3 separate regions of the Homo sapiens genome follow, and all the other regions are linked to region 1. The links are chromatin loops, found by intact Hi-C in ENCODE. Cell type or tissue: heart left ventricle. All regions are shown on one strand. Each heading gives the region's core, and the rest is flanking DNA. Links, peaks and the distances in the headings are about the cores only. Region 1 has its middle 13 kb from the start of LINC02622. Region 2 overlaps UNC5B (unc-5 netrin receptor B). Region 3 has its middle 2.7 kb from the start of UNC5B.

Region 1 (4,831 bases), core at 1,097-3,596:
CCTGACCTCAGGTGATCCGCCTGCCTCAGCCTCCCAAAGTGCTGGGATTACAGGTGTGAGCCACCACGGCTGGCCAATTTTTCTTTTTAAGTATTAAAAAAGTGTTGATTGGGCTCTTCCAATGCTCTTGGTTGCTGCGAGGAGCCGCCTGCCATGTCATTCAGGCATAGCGTGTTTATGGAGCCAGGCTCTGTGCAGGATGCTGCATCTGCACCATCAGGACTCAGCCCCCTGGTCAGAGGACACATGCCCCCATGTGAATTAACTTTGTAGACTCCTCGGATGACAGCTGGCTGGGAACAGGTACATGAGGGGTTGAGGCAGAGTGACTCAGCACCCGGGGCTCTGTCAGGGATGGGTGCCAGTCCAGGCCAGGGCAGGGCTGGAGGTGACAAAGGCAGGCGGGGCCGATCTCACAGCCAGAGTGGGGCTTCCTGAAGCTCGTGGCCCTAGGTCTCTCATTGTACAGATGGGGAGACTGAGACCCAGAGGGCAGAAAGAACTTGGTCGAAGTCATGTGGAAAATTTGGGGGCTCGATCTCCACATTGACTTTATTTCCTACTTTTACCCACTCTTGCCAAGGACGTCAGGAAGCATTCTTCTGGGTTCCTTCAGTTTTCAGAAAGCTCCAGGCTTGGATTGGCCTCTGTGTCTTTGACCTGTGTTCTCAAGCTTGGAGGTCCTTGGGGTTCTGGGGAATGGATCCCCAGAGGAGCCCAGGACGCAGGATGGGCACTCTGGCTGCTGGAGCTGGCTCCCTGGCTTGTGGAGTTCGTTATGCACATCTCTTCCCAGCTCTGAGCTCAGGGACTCAGCTGGCACCTGAAATGGCTGCGGAGGGAGTATTTACACCACAGAAATTGGCTGATGCTACAACCCAGAGCTTTTCTCCTGAAGCTGGGAGTGGAACATTCAGCAGCACACCACTACCTGGGCCCCATCCACCTTCAACCCAGGCAGCTCCATGTCATCTGTTTTATGCATTGGGTCTGGGGAAGATTTCATTTGAGGGAGGGTTTAAAAAATTTTTAAAAAATCATTTATTTGTTTTAATCAATCCTGGGTATACCAAGTAAACCTATGCATTATGGACTAACCTGGGCTAACTTGTGTGTTTTGAACTGACCTCTGGGCTAGCAGGTATTCCAAGCCAACCCAGGTATTCTGGGGTACCGTGTGTCTCTGAGCTGGCTAAGTGTGTGGTTTGTATTGAAGCGTGAGTTCTAGGCTAGTCTGGGCTAAGCGATGTGTGATGAGATAACAGGCATATTCTGAGATAATCTGTGGGTTCTGGGCTCCCCTAGGAACTTGTTCCAGGTCCATCTGTAGACAAGGAACAAACTCCAGTCCCAATCCCCTCTTAGGACTTTAATGGTGGAGAGAGGCCCTCAGTTCTCCTTCTGATAAATGAGAACTAGAAGCTACCAAGAAACTTGGAGCTCCTTTGAAAGCGAGTGCCTGGGGTGGCTTGGAAGGTCCAGAGCCAGACTCCTCCTGGACTCCTGTGGGAGAGAGAAGACGCAACTGCTCCTGCCTGAGTCAGCAAGGCTGGGCTGGGTGCATGACCCACTGTGGGACCATTGTGGGCTCTGGGGAGGACGCCAGACAACAGGAGAGCTCTCTCCCTTTCTGAGTTTTCTTCCAGAAGGAAGGCAGGGACCTCATTAAGGACGTGGGTCTACCAAGTCAAGGATACATTTTGGAGTCACTGGTGCATATAATGAAACTTAGAGCTATGAAGTTAGACGGGCTTAGAGATGTTTGAGGCCTGCTACCCAGGACATTCGACTTTAGGAGCTCAAGGCTATAGGAGACAGGGGGAGCAGCCACAGGGCAGATCAAGGGGACAAGGCACAGGGGCAGGTGCCTGGAGCTCAAGAGAGATGAGGGCTGGGAGAGGTTCCAGGAGGCGGGGGCACAAGAGACTTAGAAAGGTGGAAAGGTAGCAAGTCTGGGCAGTGAAGTGTGGGCTGTTTCATAGAGGGCTCTGAGTATCAGCACAGGGAAGGGTTGCTCCATTCTATCAGCAATAGGGAGCCATCGAAGGTTGGTGAGCGGAAGACAGGCATGAAAGACATGGCAGGCCTGGGGGCCCACTTGGTGACTGCAAATAGGAGAGAGAGAGGGCTGGAGGTGGGGACTAGGCTGTGCCCAAGCTAGGGTCTCGACATTAATTTAGGTTTTGGGGTGATCTTGAACCTCAGTTTCCTTTTGTTTCAAGTGGGGTAAAAATTCTAACCCTGCCAAATGGGCCGTTTTGTGGCGGGGGCGCTGACGTGCTCCATCTTCTCTGGGCGCCACGACCTGCCATTCCGACTCTGGCCGCTGGGTGGCAGCCGGCCCCCAGCAGCCCCACCCTCAGCCCTGGGACTGGGTCAGGGGGACTTTCCTGCGCGGTGACCGGGCTCAGGACCACCCCCATCCCAGCCTACAGTTTTCAGGAGGAGCCTTCGCTCCTTACCATCCCACCAGCTCCTGTCCACTTGGAGGCTCCAGGGGCCTCGAGGCCATGAATGAGAACTCACTGTCCACACTGCCCGTCCACACTGCCCGCGTGGGGCCTTTCTCTGGGGCAGCTCTGTGCCAGGCATGGGGCATAGGGGACGTTCTTCATAGGGATGCCAGATTTAGCAAATAAATGCAATACTTGGGATATAATTGTACTAAAAATTATTCATCATTAATCTGAAATTCAAATTTATCTGGCAACTCAGCCCCTATGCCACTGGCCCCCATCGGAGGAGGCCAATCACTCGCACATCCACCCTGAGCACAAGGTGCCTGCCAGCCCGGGCTGTCAGGCCGAGGACTGGCAGAGAGGGAGCTGGCACAGCTCTGCGGGGACCAGCCTCTGCTCACGTCAGCTCCCTGGATGCTGTCCACCTGCCCGTCTACCCGTCTGACTCCCCTCTCAGGACTGGCTGGGCTCTGAGGATGCAGAGACCACCGCCACTGTCCTCACGTTCTCTTGGGCTCTATTTCCATCCTTCCAGTTCCCAGCCATCCGGCGTCTCTGCAAGGCCTTTGTGAGTCTGGTGTGGAGCCAGACGGAACCCACAGCTCCTGCCTGCTCTGGGGGCCCTGCCCTTGGCTCAGCCTCTGTGGTGCACTCTGCCTGGGCTCATGCACTCCTCTCACCACCCCTCAACTGGACCAGGGTAGCCAGAGGGCTGCCTGGGTGGCTCAGTGTCCCTGGGAGCATTGGCAGTGAGCCTTCATCAGGATAGTCACGTGCCTGAGCAGGACTGGGGAGGGCAGGGAAAGGAAATGGGGAGGCAGGAGCTGGATTCTGGGGCACTGAAAATCAGCGGGGAAGAGGAGAGATCTTTCTAGCACATGGAGACATCATCTGTCTCTCTCCTCACCTTCTCGGAAAATATGAGGCTCTGAATCCAGAAGTCTGGCTCTGGGACGCTTCCAGAGACCAGCTGGCCTCGCCTCCTGCTGGATGCTAGATGTGGAAACTGAGTCCCAGAGACAGTTAGCAAGCAACCCAAGTGTTGTCCGGCTCCCTGTCTGAGCTTGGTCCCTGCCTCCTCCAGGCTGGCATCCGCCTCTGGCTCTTGGGCTTTATGAGGCACTTTCTGTCCCTCAGGGTCCCCAGCAGACCATCTGCAGTGATGCAGGCCCGGTCCGGAAGACGTGGCCTCATCCACTGTCTTCACTAGGAAGAAGATTCATGAGGCAGGTGAGTTGGTTTAAAGGAACCTGCAGTCTTTTTATCACCTTGATGGCTACGACGGATTTTGTTTCAGGGAGTATCTGTAAGACTTTAATTAAATCAGGAACTCAGGCCCGGCCAGCTTCCCTGCTGCTTATCAGCTTCTTAAGGCCGTGATTCATTACCCAGGATTATTATTTTTCATCCCTGAAATAATCTTTAAAGGCCTTCTATCAGGGAGATTAAAGCCATAAGTCATACACGCCCACGTGCATGCTTTGTTTTCTCTGCACATGGGTGGTGTAGAGCCACCCAGAGGACTGGGCCATGGTGCTGCCCCAGCCTCCTGGGCTCCTGCTGGGCCCTCTGCTGCCAGGACCAGGAGTGGGGGGAGTATCTGGTTGGCATGACTCTCTGGCTGGGCAGAGGTTCGGCCGTCGTTGTGGGTGCTGAGGTAGCCTAGGCAGGTGGGGAGTGGGTGAGAATGGAACTCCCTGCTTTATGATTTTTCTCCTTCTTTCATTTAACAAATGTTCATTGGCCCCCTGGGCCACTTCCTGTTCTGGGTGCTGGGCAGAGCAAGACAGATGACACGCCTTTTGGGGATACGGACAAGTAAGTGAGCGATGACACCACATTTATTTCTTACTCTGCCTCCAAGCCTCTTTATCTCTTTGCCTTGACTCTCTCTCCCTGTCTTTCTCTCAAATCACAGAAGCAAGGCTTTCTTTTCCAACGGGAGGTAGGATTGCTTACTGGAGGTAGTGGCTTTTGATCTCATGTTGAATTATTCACTGTGAATCTCCCCTGAGCCAGTTTCAGGGGCAGCACGGTCTCAGTCTCGATCCCTAGGCCCTTAAGAATTAACAAAGCCTCCAGCTCAGCCTCTAATGGGGACAAAGGTAACTGGGGGTTTAGAGAGAGGAGGGTGGGCTGCCTGGAGGAGGTGGCTGTGGGGACTTGGAGGTTGGACTGCAAAGAACTTGAACCTAGAGCACGACCTTCCCTTCTCTGGTTGCAGAAGGCTCCAAGTGGATCCTAAACCCTAGGGCTCAAGTGCCTGCCTCGCCTCTTTTTGAGGTAAAATATGCACTGCTGAGGTTCAGCCCTTGATAGGCGCTCCCACGTGTTGGAGCCCTGTGCTCACTGTCAGGCCATTAAGCTGCTAG
Region 2 (4,659 bases), core at 2,160-4,659, 360 kb after region 1:
TCCCCATTAGCTGCAAATAATGGGCAGAGCTTCCTTGGCAGTGGTGGGGCCTGATTCCACTTCAGCCTCCTACTCTCTAGCCTTGGTCTGAGGCCTGAAAACACAGAAGAGGACAGCTGGGGGCCAGGAGAGGCAGAACAGCCCCCCACCAGCTTATGCCAGATTGGGGCAGGCAGCCCAACCCTGGGTGTCCTGGGCCAGGCATTGCCATGCTTGGGAGGGCAGTCTGATGCTGGGCCTCAAGCCTGGGAGACCGAAGGTCCCTGTCCTATGCTCCCTGCATCTCTGCTTGCTGGTGATCATGGATGAGGTGTCACGCCTCCTCCCTGGTGGTTGTTTCCTTCTATCCAGCTATTGGTGCTGCTGAAACCTTCTTGCATGGATGACCCCCTTAAAAGGGCACACTCTTACAGGTTCACAGTCTGGTAAGCAAGGGGCAGGGGCTGTGCTCCCTGGGTCATGCATCATTGACTGTGGAGCCAGCCTGTGGGCAGCCATGGCAGGCAGGCACTGTCACCCACCCCTGAAGCAGCCTCTTCCCTGGATGGCATACCCCTAGCCACCTCCCATTTACATCCTTGGCCATCAGGACGGGGCTGTCCCCCATCTGGACTCCCTGCACAAGGACCCCACCCTCCTCAACAATAGGAGAGTTACAGCAATGACTTCATCAGGAGAGGTCCAGAGAGGAGTTGTGGGGCCGGGCGCAGTGGCTCATGCCTGTAATCCCAGCACTTTGGGAGGCCGAGGCGGGCAATTCACGAGGTCAGGAGATCGAGACCATCCTGGCTAACACAGTGAAACTGTGTCTCTACAAAAAAATACAAAAAAAAATTAGCCAGGCGTGGTGGCAGGCGCCTGTAGTCCCAGCTACTCGGGAGGCTGAAGCAGGAGAATTGTGTGAACCCAGGAGGCGGAGGTTGCAGTGAGCCGAGATTGCGCCGCTGCACTCCAGCCTGGGCAACAGAGCGAGACTCCGTCTCAAAAAAAAAAAGAGAGGAGTTGTGGGTGAGGGGACCAAGCTCTAACCTGGGAAAGACACCAGGGAGCTGACCTCTGCTCTGCAACAGCTTGCTAGGGGACTTGGTGCCTGCCACCTACCCTCTCTGAGCCTCAGTTTCTTCAAAGGTAACAGAAGAAGCTGGTTGAGATCCAGATGACCTGCCAGAGTATATTTGTGTCTGGCCCGGGCTGGGCGCTGTGGCGGAGTAGTCACCATAACTTGTCTAGAGTTTACCTTGAGAGTTTACTATGATGAGGGATCTGAGGCTCAGAGAGACTGAGTAACTTCACAAAGGTCACCCAGCTGGGGTTTGAGGGTGGGGCCAGGACACAAACCTGTCCAGCCATCCAACCCTGTCCTTACCCACCATGCCACCGGCTGTGCGTACCTTAACAATCCATGGTGCAATGAGAGGATGAGATAGGACACATCGTGGCAGGGAGGAGCAGCTTTAGAAATTCTGAGACACAAGGCAGTCAGGGAGGCTTCCTGGAGGAGGAAGAGGGCTCTGTAACCTTTGGGGAGGAACTTCAGATGAATGTCCCCTTTCCTGGCAGGTTCCCCCCTTTCCTGAGCATGGAGGGCTTCGTTGAGGGATGGTTAACAGAAAACCGAGTGACCCCCTTGTGTAGGCCGGTAGGTCCTGTTATGTAGGGAGTTTCCCAGGCCCTGACCGGGGAGCCATTGAGAGATCAGGGGCTCCCTGGGAGAGGGACTTCCTCAGCTCCAGGCCCACAGGGCCTGAGTAGTGACCAGGGAGAGCAGGCATCCCACCTCTGCACGTGCTGAGCCCCCTTTCTGTGCCAAGCCCTGGGCCACAGCAGCAAGCAGGACAAAGCCCCATCTTGTTCTCCTGCAGGAGACAGACATTTAACACATGAATGCGTCCATAAATAATCTGAGTCCAGCTAATGGTGGGTGCTGGGAGGAGACGAAGCTGGGTAGGGGAGTGACTGCTGCATAGACGAACTTCCGGGCACAGTGGTGGGAGTGCCGAGCAGTGCTGGGAGAGCTGTCGGGGAGGCGCAGGGTGGAGGGGGCTTTCCTCGGGAAGTGAGGCTGATCCGAAATCTGGCAGGGACTGGGAGGCCACCAGGCCCAGAGGAGACAGAAGATTCCAGGCAGGGGACTGATGTGCAAGGGCCCCGTGGCTGCAGAGCCAGGGAACATGAGGGCCTGGAAGACACCCGGTGAGGCTGCAGTGGGATGGGGATGGTGGATGCACAGTGCAGCTCAGAGCCACTCCTGGGGATGACCCTACCCGCCTGCAGGCCACTGAGACCCCGCATGAAGGGTCTCATAACGGGGGGAATGACACACCACTTGTGCATTTTGGAGATGACACTAGCTGCCAGGTAGAAGATGCATTGGTGGGGCAGAGGGCTTGTGTTAGCCACTGCAATGTGCAGGTGAGTGGCCATGAAGCTTGAGCCAGGGTGGAGACAGGAGACAAGAGGAATGGAGGGAAAGGCACTTGGGCAAGAGTGCCAGCAGGATCCGAGGTGGAAGGCCGGGGGTGTCCTGTGCCTCACATCCTTGCTTTGCCCCTGCCCCCTGACGGCTCTCTCTTCTCCTCCCAGGCCTGCGGGTGCGCGAGGTGCAGATCGAGGTGTCGCGGCAGCAGGTGGAGGAGCTCTTTGGGCTGGAGGATTACTGGTGCCAGTGCGTGGCCTGGAGCTCCGCGGGCACCACCAAGAGTCGCCGAGCCTACGTCCGCATCGCCTGTACGCCACCCTGACCCCCACCCTGTCCCTGCAGGAACCTTCCCCATCCCTGAGGATGCTGGAGAGGGAACTTCACATCTGTGGGGCCTCCTCCAGCATCCCTGGCTGAGGATGCCCACGGCAGAGACATCCCAGCACATGGATGCCAGCTCAGAGAGGGCTCCTAGACCCAGAACCTAGGCCTCTTTTCATCTACTTCTGTATAAAAGAAGCTGGCAGCTTCCTCCCCCATCCTGAGCCACTATATGCTTAGGATCCCAGAGTCAGGGAGGGAACCCTGTTCCCCCAAGTCTGCCTAGTGAGACCCCTCCTTTGGAGAAGAGGAAATTTCCCAGGCAAAGGCCAGGTGGGCCCATCAACAGTACCCTGGGTCTGCACTGCCACCCAGTGGCTACAGTGTAGCACATCAGGTTCTGATCCTGCCCGCACCTGACTGCCTTGGGACCCTCTCGCTTCTCCCAGACCTGCGCAAGAACTTCGATCAGGAGCCTCTGGGCAAGGAGGTGCCCCTGGACCATGAGGTTCTCCTGCAGTGCCGCCCGCCGGAGGGGGTGCCTGTGGCCGAGGTGAGCGGGGACGTAGGGACCACTGAGCACGGCCCTGTGGCCATGCCTGCAGAAGCCAGGCAGGCATGGTATTTACCACCAGCCATGGTGCTAGTCTCCCAGAGCCCTGCCCCTTTCGCAGATGAGATCGAGGCTTAGCACAGAGAAGAGAACTGTTACCTCTGTCGAACGCAGCAATGCCAGATCCCAGCTGGGTCTGCCACAGGCATAACCCCACGGGATGGGGTGGCTAAGGCAGAAATCCCCAGAACTCAGGGGCTCCTTAGGTAGACCTCCAGCTCAGTCTCTATCTCCTGCCCCACCCAGAACCCAAGGCCCCAGCTTTCTGGATGCGAAAGGATCCCATCATGCGTGTGTGTGAGTGTGTTCTCCCCCACGAGCTGATCACCCCTTCCTGAAACCACAGTCTTTGGATTGCTGTCCTCTCTCGCCATCCTTACCTATGTTCCAGACATACTCCCTGCACTGGTGGTCCAGGGATTAGAGCTGCATCTCAGCTTTGCCCAGCAGAGTGGACGGCTGGGGCAGTCAGGACCCTGACTTCCAGCCTGGGATCAGCCCTCTCTGATCCCAAAACCATGCACTCATCATTCAGCCTCTCCCAGCCCAAACCCTCCTCTGCGTAGTGGGCTCAGACAAATACCCCTGGCCCATATATGCTAGGCACTTAGCACGCTGGTCTCTGCAACAACCCTGCAAAGTGGATGTTACCATTCCATCCCACAGCAAGGAAGCAGGGCTGGGAGGGGCCCAGTGGCCACCTAGGGTGAGGCAGCTGGTGAGTGGCAGAGCTGGGGTTTGGACCCAGGTCTGCCAGACCCGGGGACCTTCTTCGTATCACCTCCCAGGCTTTTCTTCCTGGCTAGCAGAGCTGGGAGGAGTTAATGATGAAGACAGATACTCCTGGCTAGCACCTATTTAGTTAGTTTAACTCAACTTCCTCTGAGCATTGTTCTCGGCACCTTACACATGCTAACTCATGTAATCCTCGCGATGGATCCCTATGGGGTAGGTGCTATTCAATTCCATCTTGCAGTTGATGAAATTGAGTCCCTGAGTGGTAAGTCCCCTCCCAAGACCACCCAGCTGGCAAATGGTGCTCTTAACCCCAGAGCTGTACAGTGTCCAGTGCTATAGTCCCACCAAGGCCCTGCCTCACTGCCACGACTATGGCGTGGACCCAGGTAGAACTGCCCTTCTTCTGTTTATGATCAAACCTGTCCTGGGCCCTCACTGCCCCCTCACCCCCACTCTTGCAGGTGGAATGGCTCAAGAATGAGGATGTCATCGACCCCACCCAGGACACCAACTTCCTGCTCACCATCGACCACAACCTCATCATCCGCCAGGCCCGCCTGTCGGACAC
Region 3 (4,831 bases), core at 830-3,329, 280 kb after region 1:
ACGTGGTTTGCTCTGCCTGGACTCCCTCCTGAGTTCTCCATGTTTAAGGTTTCCTTCTCACTCCTAGGTCTAGCTTCCAGCATCCCCCACTCAGATAAGCCCCCCAATCCCCACCCCCGGCAATGCCAGGGCATGCTAGCTACAGCCTGCTGCATGTGCCAGCTCTGGCTCAGCCTGCCTTTTCTCTGCCCCATAAAGCATAAGCAGGACTGGATACATAATCTCCAGGGCCCAGTATAAAGTGGAAATCAGAGCCCTTTTTTCCAAATTATTAAGAATTATGAAATGGATAAATCCTAGTTGAGGGACATTCTACAAAATACCCAATGAATAATTCTCAAAAGTGTCAAGGTCATCAAAAACAAGGAAAGACTGAGAAACTGTCACAGCCAAGGGGAGCCTGAGGAGTCACAATGACTGTATGCAATGTGGGATCCTGAATGGGATCCTGGAACAGAAAACAGAAGGACATTAGGTAAAAACTAAGGAGATCTGAATGAACTTTAGCACATAATAATGTATCAGTGGTTCATTAATTGTAGTAAAGGTACCATGCTAATGTAAGAGGTTAATAATTAAGGAGACTGGGTGAGGGGCATATGGGAACTTTCTGTACTATATTTGCAATTTTTCTGTAAAACTAAAACTCTTCTAAAATGAAAAGATGGCCTTTTAAACATTTACAACAATAAAAGAATTTTGAGAAGGTGACAGCAGAGGCGATAAATAAGTTATAATGTCCAAGACAGAATTGAGATTTGAACCCGGATCTGCCTGAGCCCAAGGCTTTTGTGACCAACGGCTTGCATTGCCTGAACAGCAGTGAGAAGACCCTGGAGGGGTTGGTGGAAAAGACTGGGTAAGAAGGATGGAAGGAAGAAGGTTGTCACAGTACTTAGTAGAGGTTAAGAGTCCAAGTTTAATGACCCAGGCCACATATAGTATGATTCCATTTATATGAAATGTCCAGAATAGGATAGAAAGTAGATTAGTGGGTGCCAGGGGCTGGGGGAGGGGAGAATGGGGTTAATGGTATGGGGTTTCTTTTGGAGGTGATAAAAATGTTCTCCAATTAGGTAGTGGTGATGGCTGCACAACATTGGGAATATACTAAAAACCACTGGATTGTGCACTTTAAAATGTTTAAAGCGGTACTTTTTTTTTTTTTTTTTTTTTTTTGAGACAGAGTATCACTCTGTCGCCCAGGCTGGAGTGCAGTGGCACGATCTCGGCTCACAGAAAACCTCTGCCTTCTGGGTTCAAGCGATTCTCGTGCCTCGGCCTCCCGAGTAGTTGGGATTAACAGAGCACGATACCATGTCTAGCTAATTTTTGTATTGCTAGTAGGGATGGGGTTTCGCCATGTTGGCCAGGCTGGTCTTGAACTCCTGACCTCAAGTGATCCGCCCGCCTCCGCCTCCCAAAGTGCTGGCATTACAGGCGGGAGCCACTGTGCCCGGCCGAAGAGATTTAGAATAGTACCTGGCATATAGTAAGCACTCAACCTTAGCTCTGATAATATTATTACAAAGAGATGGTAAAGCGTTAAGGACTTCAGCTTTAGGCGCTTCCCTTCTCCAGGGTCCAGGTTTTTGGGGTCCGTTCTGGACCGAACGACTCAGGGGAGGCACCGTGAACTCATTCCCAAGCCTTCCCACTCAAGATCCTGCAAACGGAGTCGTCTGAGTGCCACTTCCCCTGACAACCCGGGACAAGGACTCTGTCAGGGCGGCCCCAGGCGGGGTGGGGCCAGGACAATTCTCCCATCGCCGGAGGAGGGAGACTGGCGGCCACGGGGAGGCGTAAGCGGCAGCGCGCCGCCTGGTGGCACCTTCGCGCACACGGTCCCGACGGAGCGGGAGGCGTCAACCCCAAGCCGGCAGCCACTCCTGCCGGGAGCCCCTACAGCTGCTTTTAAATCGTAATTGTTATCAAATAGGCGGTTTTTATACAGCCAGATTATTGGCCTTATTATTCTTCTTAATACTGTGAAGTAATTATTATTCCTGTTTTACAGTTGAGGAAACTGACGCTGGGAAAGTTTCAGTAACTGGCTTAAGATCCGCCAGCAGGTAAGAGCAGCCCCCAGGTTTAGGGCCACAGCCCTCCAGATCCAGAACTCTTTCCTACACACTCCTGTGGTTTGAGACAAGTGATGGTAGCCGCTGGAAGCATCTGCAGTCCCCACCAAGGGTGAGAACTGGCTCTGGGACTGATTTCAAAGCAGATCTATGCCACAAAGCCTGCCCTACTTTCAGCCTCAGAACCCCCAGACCCCAGGAAATAGAGGGGAGGGGAGGGTGGGGCTCACATAGCAACTCTTAGGCCCTTTGACCATCAACCCCTTTCCCCCCAGCCTTATTGATGTACCCACTCAACCAAGGTTGATTGCATCCCTGCTATGCCAGAAACTGTCTTCAGTGCTAGATATATCATGGGGAACAGGGAACACAGGGCACCTGACTTCAAGCAACTCACTGCTTCGTCCTCATGCTTAACTCCCAGCAGGATGCCTTTGCTGTGAGGCCCATGGCACTCGGTTTGGGAACACCCTGGCAAATCTTAATCCTGCTATCCTAATGTGTCATCCCCCAGGCAGGGACCCTGCCCATTCTTCACCCATCCCGGGGAAAGGTATGGCTCAGGGGGAGTCTGACTCCCTCTGAAGCCCCTTGCCTGGCCTCAACTGACAGCCTGCACTCTTGAGATGCCAGGGCTGGAGAGGAACCACATCTGCAACTGCTCAGCTGCAGGTGGCTAGAGAAGGCTCAGAGACTTGGTACAGGAGCAGGGGCACAGAGCAGTTACAGAGAGATTCCCAACATGCAAAATCCCATGCCCTGATGCTGGAGTCCTGGAGGGAGAGCAGGGCCCGGGACCTCCCAAGAGTATATTTCAAGAGTTGAGAGAGTGGTTAGGCTGAGAAGGGAAGTGGGGCAGGGACTGGCAGGAGAGGGGGTAATGTCTTCCTTTTGCTTGCCCCCATCTCCAGTCCCCCTTCTCTCCACCCAGGAATTAAAGCCGTGAAACCTGATACTTGGACTAGAAGGGCCTGCTGGGTACACTTTACCACCTAAACAGCAAAGTTCCAAGGGGTGGAACTTTTTAGAAAAATCTCCAATACCCCACTGGCCTGAAGGAGAGAGAGAAAGAGGTTGGGGAGAGAGAGAGAACATGCTGTGGTCTCTGCATGCTGCCCGTCTCTGCTGAGGTCCCTGCTGAGCTCTCCAGCACAGGCACAACCTTGACCATGTGCCTGCATCCAGGGGATGACCGTCAGATGTGGGTCTTGGCACAGGCGTGCCTGTATGTGTTTCCTGGCAGTAGTTAAGTATCCAAATATCTATTTGTCTTGGGAGTCATCTGCCTATTTGTGTTTTTAGTTGTGTGCGCCTGTGTGTTTGCTTTTTTTAGGCATACATCTTTGGTATGTGGGTGTCTCTGGAGTCGGGTGCCTATTTGTAGGTGTGATGTTTATGGGAGGTGAAACATTGCACCTGTTGTCTTTGTTGTATGTTTTCGTGTGTGTACCTTTGCAGGTGTGTATGGGTGGGTAGTTGTGTGTGTGCATGTGTATTTGCAAGGTGGAGTTGGTTTGGGTGTGCTGAGCTGTTGACTGTCTCATCCACTGCCCTTGCTAGGGCTGTCAGAGGCCAAGCTAAGCAACCTACCTTTGCCCACAGCAGCCTTTCTCAATTGATGGAAGTTCTTCCCCCAGGGAGTCCCAGTCCACCTGTTGCCACCCTCCTGATGCTGGGTGCCCAGTCAGAGAGGGTTAGGGAGATGTGCTGATGGCATGCACGACCTCCCCTAGATACTCCAAGACCCCGGCTTGTGAGGGGAGTGTGTGTGGAGAGGGTACTAGTCCTGCCTTCACCTCACCTCTGGGGAAACAGCTAGGACAGTCCCCTTCGCACAGCCCAATCCAGCCCCAGGGAAGGTGTTCAAGTGAGGCTCCCCCGTTTAGAGGGTTTCTTTCCAATCCCATCTCCCCCATCCCCTTTGCTCAGTCACTCAGTCACTCCAAGCAGTGTGATCTCCGGCAGGTGGCTTTACACCTCTGTGCCTCAGGTCCTTCATCTGTAAAATGGGATGTAAATGGTGCTTACTTCAGAGGGTTGTGAGAATTAACTGACATGATGCATACAGAGTGCTTAGCCCTGTGCCTGGCACAGGGAAGGTCTTTGCCTATGTTAGCTGATCCGCTCGTTCTGATCTCTCTGGGTTTCAATCCCAAGACACTGCCCATCCTTCAAACCTCACCTGTCCCCACGTGCTCCTTGGACCACCTTTGGGTGGTCAGGACTTTCCCCCTGGAATCAGACTGGCTGGGAGGGGAGAATCTTGGAAAGAGATTATTGACACTTGCACTGCAATTTCCACACAAGTTTTAAAATTTAATTCTATACCCCCTTATGAAATAGTTATCCTTTTCCTCCATTTTACAGATGATGATGAAGGGAGCAATAGAATTGTTAAGTAACTTGTTCAAGGTCACACAGTAAATAAGGGGCAGAGTCCAAGTTTACACTGAGCCAAAAATGGCTGTCCCACTGTCAGGTAGGAGGCTAGTTTACAACAACGCAGGATCAGAGTGCTGGAGGGGTTTCCAGGGGTCTGGTTAACAGTTCTGCCGGAGATCATACAGACAAGCAGAGCCAGCCAGGATGATCCTAATCTATACCCAGCTTCATATCGCTGTAAGCCCCCGCGTAACCAGGACTTGGGTGTTCTCATTTTGGGAGCCTTTTTTTTGGAAAGACCCCCACATGTGGAAGGCAGAGCGCATACTACAGACAGGGGAGCCAAAAGTGAGAGTCCTATGTTTAAT

What was found. Hi-C counts contacts between places; a loop is a spot of excess contacts. Peaks named below come from ENCODE experiments on the same cell type or tissue, not always from the same donor. Only the 100,000 strongest peaks of a DNase experiment are listed, where the experiment ranks them.
Region 2: it touches region 1 in a loop (5-fold over the local background); 90 of 110 quality-filtered maps call a loop at or near these places.
Region 3: a loop joins it to region 1, with 12 times the contacts of the local background. A loop is called at or near these places in 92 of 110 quality-filtered maps.

What each region holds. Positions count from the first base shown.
Region 1 is chr10:70,923,530-70,928,360 of GRCh38, forward strand. No RefSeq gene overlaps it. Among named protein-coding and RNA genes, the nearest start is that of LINC02622, 13 kb to the right of the region's middle. In heart left ventricle, for the core only: a CTCF peak has its summit at 2,330 (motif pointing right); DNase peaks (open chromatin) are centred at 2,361 and 2,842; H3K27ac peaks cover 197 bases.
Region 2 is chr10:71,282,137-71,286,795 of GRCh38, forward strand. UNC5B (unc-5 netrin receptor B) reads left to right here. Exons shown (of 17, transcript NM_170744.5): 3 at 2,584-2,727; 4 at 3,190-3,293; 5 at 4,553-4,659. Among named protein-coding and RNA genes, the nearest start is that of SLC29A3, 35 kb to the right of the region's middle. RefSeq lists enhancers at 2,832-3,333, 3,268-3,337, 3,334-3,833. In heart left ventricle, for the core only: a CTCF peak has its summit at 3,126 (motif pointing left); a DNase peak (open chromatin) is centred at 3,144.
Region 3 is chr10:71,207,420-71,212,250 of GRCh38, forward strand. No RefSeq gene overlaps it. Among named protein-coding and RNA genes, the nearest start is that of UNC5B, 2.7 kb to the right of the region's middle. RefSeq lists a silencer at 1,852-1,911. In heart left ventricle, for the core only: CTCF peaks have their summits at 1,815 (motif pointing left) and 2,026; a DNase peak (open chromatin) is centred at 1,772; H3K4me3 peaks cover 380 bases.